2 separate regions of the Homo sapiens genome follow, and region 2 is linked to region 1. Evidence: chromatin loops called from intact Hi-C (ENCODE). Cell type or tissue: IMR-90. All regions are shown on one strand.

The links. Hi-C counts contacts between places; a loop is a spot of excess contacts. Peaks named below come from ENCODE experiments on the same cell type or tissue, not always from the same donor. Only the 100,000 strongest peaks of a DNase experiment are listed, where the experiment ranks them.
Region 2: it touches region 1 in a loop (1.9-fold over the local background); 2 of 110 quality-filtered maps call a loop at or near these places.

What each region holds. Positions count from the first base shown.
Region 1 is chr6:77,291,431-77,296,430 of GRCh38, forward strand. All of the region lies in intron 1 of LOC101928570 (a long non-coding RNA gene), which reads right to left. Among named protein-coding and RNA genes, the nearest start is that of HTR1B, 170 kb to the right of the region's middle. In IMR-90, no CTCF peak of the experiment used is centred here; a DNase peak (open chromatin) is centred at 2,001; H3K27ac peaks cover 720 bases.
Region 2 is chr6:77,022,081-77,027,080 of GRCh38, forward strand. All of the region lies in intron 2 of LOC105377862 (a long non-coding RNA gene), which reads left to right. Among named protein-coding and RNA genes, the nearest start is that of LINC02540, 430 kb to the left of the region's middle. In IMR-90, no CTCF peak of the experiment used is centred here; no DNase peak of the experiment used is centred here.

The sequences.
Region 1 (5,000 bases):
ATAACTAATGAAACTAAAAGTAAATAATATAGAGCTGATGAGAATAAAGACTGGAATGAATTATATTGCACAAATAGTAAATAAAATCCAGTTTCATTGGACAAAATATACTTCAAGGAAAAGTTATTGATGGGAAATCAGAGATACAAATAACATTAATAAAAAGAAACAAGAATGATATAAAATACTCACTATACATTTATTAGATCACAAACAAAATCTCATGAATTTTCTCCAAAAAATCAGTATCATAGAGTCCATGTTCACTGCCTGCAATTCAGTGTGATTAGAATTCAAAACAAAATGTTTGCTAAAATATAACATTCAAAAGCTAAAATGTTAACTTTAAATAATTCATAAGCTAAAGTGGAAATCAGGAAGACATTACAAAATATTTAAGCTTGAAATAAACCAAAAGTACAATAAAATGCTTGAGTATTACAAAATTAGGTAAGAACAATATTTGAATGTTAAAAGGCATTTGAAGAACAAAATTTTCAATTCTAGTGATTAGACATAAAATCAGCAATAAAATAAGCCCATTTAATCACAATAAGGATATAATTATAAAGAAGAGTAGTGATTGAAATATGAAAATATATTTTAAAAAGAAATAAAGTTAATTAAAAAACGAGATGGAGAAAACAGTAACTGCAAAAACTCCTGGCAAATATGATTAAATAGAGTCAATCTATCCAGCTTCGTAGAACCTACATTGTAAGTGAAGTAAAATAAAATATCTAGTAAATAAGCCCTTGATTTAACTGTTCTTTGTATTCAAACCACAGCCTTTGCCCTTGGCAGGGCATGAGGTGAGACAGAAGAGCAAGTTCATTGCCTCTGTTTCTAACCAATTTTGTGTAAAGTTCACTGGACGTTATTTTACAAGTGACTGTATTGATAGATGCTTGCTTTTTAAATTCTTTCTACAGGTATTTCAGAAGGCAGTCTAACTAAGTGGAGATATAAACTCCCTGTTTCATACTCCATTTGGTTTCCAACACCTGCTCTCAGAAAAGAAGCTGATATTAACCATAGTGTTAAAAAATTTTATTCTACTCAAGGATAGCTCATGCAAAATTTGACTTCTATCAGTGGCATAAAAGGTTCAGATATAGTGAGGTTCAGGACAAGGCGGGGAGGTGTGCCTCACTCAAGGGAAATTATAATATACATGCAGACACTGGTTTATCTGGGCTAAGCCCAGAGTCACTGCCTCCTTCCCTAAAATGTGTCTCCAGGCACTCTCCACAAACTCAAAGACTATGGCCTTAAACTTGTCATGGTCTATCTCATCAGTTAAGAGTCTAATTAGTATTTGGCCTTTCTAAAGTCTATTAGGCAATTCTCTTAGAACACTCTTACACAAAGTCATTTTTGTTCTAGTTATCATCGGTTTTTGTTTCCGTTAACATCTTAGGAAGACCTTATGCTCATAACATTCCAGGAAATACTTTATGCCTCCCAGCAAAATTTGTTCTTTTATGGTTATTGAAGGACCTCTTAGCAAAGAAAATAAAGTAGATGACTAAGTGCAAAACATTCATTAAAGTGTTCTTCAAACATGTTTTGTATGAAAAAAATGATTTGGCTATAGAGAATGATTGGTATGTCAAGAATTTCATTTCAGGCAACAATTTTGTTATTAGAACAAGCTTCAGTTGTCTACACGTTGGTTTTGTTCAGAAGATGTAAAGCAAGATAAATAGAAAAGAGAACTTCGAATGCTGTTATCTGCCATGCAGGTCTTCCTTTGTAAGTACAGATAACAACAGTGCTAATATTTTTTTTCATTTCCTTGGGTGCTAAATCTCCTTCTCACTGCCCACGATGCCCTTTACACCGTAGCCACTGCTCCAGCAGCTCCAGAGACCTGAACAAATAATCAAGCCATTTGTCTCTTGGGAGGAAAAAATATACTCTTATCTTTAAACTCAGTTTCTTGCATGTCTTGCAAGGAATGACTGAAGTCTAAAGTGTTTCTTATAGTCCAGGATGCCTCAAGAATGAGTCATTTAAAATAGAGGCATTTTATCCTGCAGCCAGTTCTCTAGATAGGTGATTGCTTAAGAAACAATAGAAGGGGGAATGTTGGGAGTAGCTAAGTTCACATGTGTGCAGCAATACACTGCTGTCCCTAAGTGAAGACCCAGAGCTGGATTTCATGTGATGCTCCTGCAGCCCCACAAGATAAATGTAACTTCTGCATGCAGATTACAGTTTTACAGGCATGTATATGTATTCCATCAACAACTCTGGAATTTTCACAAGTGAAGCATTTCTTGCTCTCCTTACATAATTGCCAAGTATCATTTAAAAATACATCCCAGCATTTGAAATACAGAATTTCCATGACAGAAGAGACAGGTCATCATGGTTAAATGATATGATAAAAAGTGTCCCAATTCAAAAGTGAGAAAACCTGAATGTTAATTATAACCTTCTTAGGGTCTCCCATCTACAAAGAAGAGATAGCATCTGCACACCATGGGTGTTATAAAAATATAAGGAGTGGGTATAGGAAAGGGCACTTTGAAAAACATGGACTGTTATAAAAGCAGTGACACCCAAACTTCAGTGTGCATCAAGATTTGTTAAAACATAGATTTCTGGGTTCTAGTCCCAGGATTTCTGACTCAGTGGGTGTGGGTTAGGGCTGAAAATGTGCATTTCTAAAGTACCAGGTGATGCAGATGTTGCAGGTCTGGGTAGCACACTTTGAAAATAACTGATATAAATCAATTGCTTTCAAGCTACATTCAACAAAGCCTGAGAACCCTAGGGGGTATCTAGAGGGTCTCACATAAGGGTCAGCCAAGAAATGTTTCAATGGGCAAGGCTGGAGTCTCCTGGTTCAGCGTTTCACTCTCAGCCTGGACCCCCACGAATCTCTGCTTCAAACACAGTAGCTAGTCATGCTTTTTTTTTATATTTGCCATTATTGGGGCTATAGGTAATACTCTATTTAAAAGAAGTGTTAAAATAATGGATTTGAAAAAAGTTTATCAAAGTGATAACACAATGAACTGTACATCTTTTATATCTTATCAAAATTGTAATGGTGTTTATAAATTATCTGAGTAATTTGATCAAACAGAATACCCGAATTAAATATTATGACCTCAAAATCTGAAAGTTTTGAGTTTGCCTCATTTATCTTTCTTTCCCTAAGTATTTAGGACATTCTAAATTGTTTTAAGTAGGGATGTTGAGGCACTTCTGCAGAAATGGCTATTTCCATATTTGGGGCAAGAAATGTACAAGACAAGCCTGGGAAATCTTAGTTTACCAGGAAGAAGAGTTTTCAAATGACTAGTCAGAGTCATGACATGCAACCTAGGAACCAACATGAAGGGCCTGCTACTAGTAATGTTGGACTAATTTTGTTATTAAAATAATATTGATTGCAATTGATTAAAATAAATCATATATAAAATTACTGTATTGTTAAATTATTTTTTAAAAGTCCCTATTGGACAGCATTGCTGACTACTAGTGCACCAATTCATTAACATTAACATTGAAAAATAAAGGAAAATGTTCAAGCATTTATTCTATAATTACTAAATGGCTTGATTTTCAGAATAACCAATAGAAAGTGAGGAAAAATTGTTCTTTATAGAAAAGGTTCAGCTTAAAAAATGCAAGAAGCATGATAGAATTAGAAAATCACCCAAAGTAAGCTAATGGCCCCAAGACATAATTATTAAATGGATTCTAAAGGTATTAAGTGAAATGTTAATGAGAAACTTTGTGGTATAAATTAGGTTAACCCCACCTGTACCCACTGATCAACTTCAGCATTCACTAAAAACACAAGAACAAGACATTGTGTTTCAAGATATCCTTCAAGGGGAAGTTGAAAGCATCCACCCATATGGGACGTATTTTTGCCAAATAATGTGTCTGAATCTAATCACTCCTCCACATCTAACTACAAGTTCACGGAGAATAGAAGAAAAATTAATTACATCAAAGGAAATGCTCATCCAAACGTGGAAATTGAAGCATTCCATTGAATAAGAGAACTGGTTTCTCCAACATAGCAATGGCATCAAAAGTAGGGTGTGGGCTGCACATTTGGAGTTGAAACAGAAACAAATCACAACAATGAGAACTTAATTTGATTCTAATTTGACAAACAATTATCTATAATCATATGTTTGTGGAAAATTGGAAATATTTTAATATAGACAAGATGTTGGGTATTAGTAATGGAATATTATTAATATATGTGATGATGGCATAGGAATTATATATACTCTTAGAAACCATTACGGGCCCCAAAGAGCGGAGTTGTTAAATTTTTTTAATTGACAGATGAAATTGTATGCATTTATTGTGTCCAATAGGATGTTTTGAAGTATAGGTACATTGTGGAATAGTTAATTCTAGGTAATTAGCAAATGTATTGCCTCACATAGGTATTACTTTTGTAATGAGAAAACTTACATTCATTCTCTTTGCATTTTTTAAGAATAAAATATATCATCATTAACTATAATCACCATGCTTTCATAATAGAGCTCCTGGCCTTATTTCTCCTACTTTACTGTAATTATCCATCTTATGACCAACTTCTCTCCATTGTCTCCTTCCTGCCAACCACCCCAGCCTCTGGTAAATTCCATTCTATTTTCCTACTTTTATGAGATGAACTTTTTAAGACTCTGTGTATAAGTGAGATCATGTGGTATTTGTCTTTCTGTGCCTGGCTTATTTCACTTAACGTAATACCCTCCAGATTCTTCCATATTGTTGTAAATGACTGGACTTTATTCTTTTTTATGGCTGAATAGCATTCCATTCTGTACACATACCACATTTTCTTTACTCATCTGTTGATGGACATTTAGGTTGATTCCCTATCTTAGCCATGGAGAATAGTGCTGCAATAAACTGAATGTGCATGTATCTCTTTGACAACTGATTTTATTTCCTTTGAATAATACCCAGTAGTGAGATTGCTGGGTCACATGGAAGTTCTATTTTTACTTTTT
Region 2 (5,000 bases), 270 kb before region 1:
CACATTAAAACAACAATTAGACGTCCTCACACGTGTTAGAATGGCTATTATTACAAAGACCAAAGTTAACAAATATCTCTGGGGGTGTTAAGAAAAGTCAACCCTTGTACACTGTTGGTGGGAATAAAAATTGGTACAGTCATCATGAAAAAAAGTATAAAAGTTCCTCAAAAAATTAAAAATAGAAGTAGATGTGATCCAGCAGTGTCACTACTGAGTACATATTCAAAGAAAATAATATCAGTATGTCAAAGATATATTTAGACTTCCATGTTTATTTCAGCATTCACAACAGTTAAGATATGGAATCAACCTAAGTGTCCATCGATAGATAAATGGATAAAGAAGACGTGGTAAATACAATTGTTATTGGCATACAAAAAAGATTTGTTTCAGGACCCCCTGGAATATCAAAATCTGTGGATGCTCAAGTCTCTTATATAAGAGAGTATGGTCATAGAAATGATAGATACTTGAGGTGACGGACACCCCAGTGCCCTGACTTCAACATTACACTGTCTTTGCATGTCACCAAATATCACAAGTACCCTGTATCACATGTATTAATATTATCTATCAATAAAAATGGTGTAATATTTGCATATTACCTAGGGACATTCTCCTTTAAATTATGTGTATATTATTTATAATACCTAACATAATATAAATACTATGTAAATAGTTGTTATACTTGTTTTAATTTGTATTTTGTATTATTTTATTGTTACTTTTAAATGCTTTTTCCTAATATTTTTGATCTGGGGTTGGTTCAATTGTGGACATGGAACCTGAAGATACAGAAGGTTGACTGTATACACGATGAAATGCTATTCAGCCTTTAAAGTGGGCAAAATTTGTTATTTGTGACAACCTAGAAGATGTTATGTTAAGCAAAATACCCAGGCACAGAAAAACAAATACCTCATGATCTCATTTACATGAGAAATCTGAAAAAAATTGAACTCCCAGAAACAGAGATTAGAATGGTGGTTACCAGGGGCTGGATAAGGTGTTGGTCTAAGGATACAAAGTTTTTGATAGATAAGAGGACTAAGTTCAAGAGATCTATTATATAACATGGTGACAATAGTTAACACGATTTATTGTATTCTTAAAAATCATTAGCACAGTAGAATTTAAGTGTTCTTACCAGAAAAAAATGATAAGTATGTGAGGTTATGAATATATTATTTAGCTCGATTTAGCCATTCCATGATATATGCATATGTCAGACATTTTGTACATGATAAAATGTACAATTTTTTGGCAATTAAAAATAATAATAATTAAAACCAGATGGTAGTGATAGCTACATAATTGTATAAATTTGCTAAATTTCAGCAAACTGTACAGTTATAGTGAAGGAATTTTATGTTATGCAAGCTATATGTAAATAAAATTATAAGAACGGATATTTGGGGAGTGTTGATGGATAGATAATGGTATGGTTAGATGATGATATATGCAGTAAAATGTTGATGGCAGAATCTAGATAAAGGGATAATGAATGGTCCCTATATAGTTTATCATTTTTTGTATGCTTGACAAATTTTATAGTGATTTTTTGGGAAAATAAAGCACAATTAGTAGCATTTATTAGGAATAATAACACCATTTTATGGTTTAAACCAAGTGGAAAATCTACATTAAATAAGTTACTTAAAAAAAAATCAGTGTGACTACTCTGGTTGAGTTTCTAAAATAATGTTTCCTATTAAATATCATGAAATATCAGGACATTTTTGAGAATTGTCTGAACCTGGTCTGTGGCAGGAAATGTTAAGGATGAACCTGGAAGATCTATCCCAAATGACAAGGAACCTATTGAAAACTACTACAGACATATCAAAATATCAAAGGGTTACCAAGTCTAGCCAGTTTGAAGAGGGCCCAGTGGCCACATATAGACCAATTTAAGTTTTCACGTGAATAGGAAATTATAATAGGTTGGAACTCAATAAATATGTTTAAACAAATGACTATATATATGTATATATATATAATTGTGTATATATATAATTGTATATATATAATTGTATATACATGTAGTGTGTGTGTGTATTTATATTTACCTGTCTACACACACTTACCTTTTGAAGATGATAAGAAATCAATACATTCTCTTGAAAACTCAGTAAATAAAGGAAAAATAGCAAGATTTATCTTGTGTTTCCTACATGAACTGTACCACATGGTAAGCAAATAATATTGGGGATAAACATATTCTTTCAAAAGTATTTCTTCTATAGTAAAAACACAGTGTTCAAATAAGAATATCACTGATCAAAAATAAGTCATTGAGCTTAAACATAAACTATTTCCTATTATTTTTCTGTAGCATTCTAAATGCTCAGTTCTGTCTTACTTTGCCTTATTCTCAAATTTAAGATCACTCTAACCAGAACATTAAATTTGATATAGTGCTTAAAAGGCACTACTCCATTTTCTCATATGGTTGACTCCCCTCATTTGGGAAAAAAAAGTTTATATTTATCACACGTGAAAATTTTATTATTTTCTGCTATGTGACTGTGATTATAATGTAGTGGTATATGAACCAAATGTATGAATGATAAGAAAAGTTAAATCAGTATGTATTTTAGATATTGGGGCATGTTTTATATTTTAATTCAAATATTAATATTTTTTATACATTCAAAATAGCATTAAGTATTATGTAGACTTTTAACATAAAAGTTTAAAAATGTTTGAAAGTCACGTTTTATTTGTATTTTTCTAGTGGTTCCGTTAAACTTACTTTTTCTAATATTAAAGACTAAAAGTAGTATCTATTCCTATTGTCATCCATTACTTCTCTTCATCCACATTTATTTTACAATAAATATTTGTTTGTATTTAATAATGTCTTTTTTTATTGTGTTTTGTATTCCTAGGTAGACAAATGTGTGTGTGTGTGTGTGTGTGTGTGTGTGTGTGTATTTCTTGATGAGATACATTTGCTGGTCATTCTCTTTTAAAAGGGTTTGGTAGGAGTTATTGTGGACAATTCTCTAGGACTTTTTTATTTGTAATATTCAGAATATGATTGGGGGGCTGCATATAAGATAAAATACAAATAACAATGGCCTAAATAAGGTTTAAAGAGTTACTTTTCTCTCAAATAACATAAAGTACGGCAACACCAGGGTACCCCGGGAGTTCAGGTCTCTTCTGTATATCCAGTTTGTCAACCTTAAAATATTATTATTCTCCTCCCACTAAAAGGTACCTCACGGTCCCAGATGGTTTCTGGAAATACAACTATTACATTTACATTTAAAGCAAGAATTACCGTAGGGGAGGAAGAGCTAAAAAGAGTGCTTATCAGGTATCTTGTCTTCCCACTAATGAATTTCCCTCAGAGTCCTATCTATTAATCTCACCTTATAGCTCCTGGCCCAGAACACAAAGGTATCTGGGAAAAGTTGTGTTTCAGCTATGTATATTGCCACCCTGAATAAAATTGTAGTTTTGTTTCCAAGAAAAGTAATACAATGAATATTATGTGAGCAACATTATAGGAGTTTTACTTTCTCCTGCTTAGGCAAACTTGCTGGCTAGTCCTATCTGTCATTTGAGTATTCTAAAAAGATGACATGAAATACCCCAAAAAACATGCAAAGGAAAAAGATGTTTGCAGGTTTGTGTTAAGGACGTATCGAGCACATTTGCAAATGCCATGTCTTTGTTCAGGAGTCCTGCCTCTATCTATTTGCTCTTCTCTCCTTAGGAAAATGCTTTTGTTGTCATTGCTGTTGCTGTAATATAGCCTGAGCAAGTATTTTTCCCAGCAAGAAATAATGGGATTAAATCCCAGGAGACTGTGAACAAATCTGGTTCTTAAACCACAACATCTATCCCCTCGGGCTCAAAAATAGGCTGTTAGGGCACTTAGTCCAGTTGTCAGGTTCTTAGGATCTGGTACTTCCCCGCAGAATTCAGCCTTAAACTGTGTGCACTGACTCTATCTGTCTGTCCTTAACATGAGCAAGGCAACTCAGAGACTCACAACTGCCTGGATTTCTTTTCTACCTTCAGGAAGGAGTAATATCTGAGTTTTGGGGGGGGGACCTTATGATAATAAGAGAAAGATTTTGTGAAACCCTGTTAGTGGTTTCTTTTTGTGTCCTAATATTTCTATCTAATATAATGACGGAAAAAATCAAAATATACTTTGGCATAGAGTAGAAATTGGCAAATGTTTTTCTGTAAAGGTCAGATAGTAAATATTTTCAGCTTTGCAGGCTATACAATTCTGCTGCAACAACTCAACTCTGCTATTGTTTTGCTTTCCAAAAGCAGTCATAGACAATTCATAAACAATAAGTGTAGCTCTATTACAATAAAACTTTACTTATGAAAACCGTCAGTGGGCCATATTTGGCCTGCAGGCTGTATTTTGCTGACTACTGGCTTAGAAAATTGGTTTATTCCAATGGAGGAATTTGGTATCTTATCTATAACAAAATCTCAGAGACTAAGCTTACGTCACTATACAAGATGTCATGTCTCATCCCATTAGTTATTTGAAGAGCTGTTCTACCACCTTTACTTCAGAAATTGCAACATATGCCACCAAATATTGTTCAGAATTTATTGGTTTTAAAATGGTAATATGTGTCTAATTGCTTTATTTTACCTTGAATTTTCCCTATTATCAGAAATAGTTTCACTTTTGCTTTGTTTGTGTTTTAAATCACCCACTTATCTCAATTTCGTTCTTTTCAGCAATGTGCATGGATCTGTTACCCCTGTAATATCCTATTGCAACTGCCTCTGTACTTCCTGAACTCTGGCTAGCCAGTTCTGATACTTTTCTACAGAAGGTCTGATTACTGAAAATCATTTTCTTTTGTTTGTGATAATACTTCCATAATTGCAGTTATAAATGAAAGGCCAGAGCAAATCCCTTCTCATCTGGAAACTCACAGATTTTATTATCTTCTGCTCAATTGAACTCAATTTTGCTTCCAGTGCTTTTCACACCCCGGGTCACATAA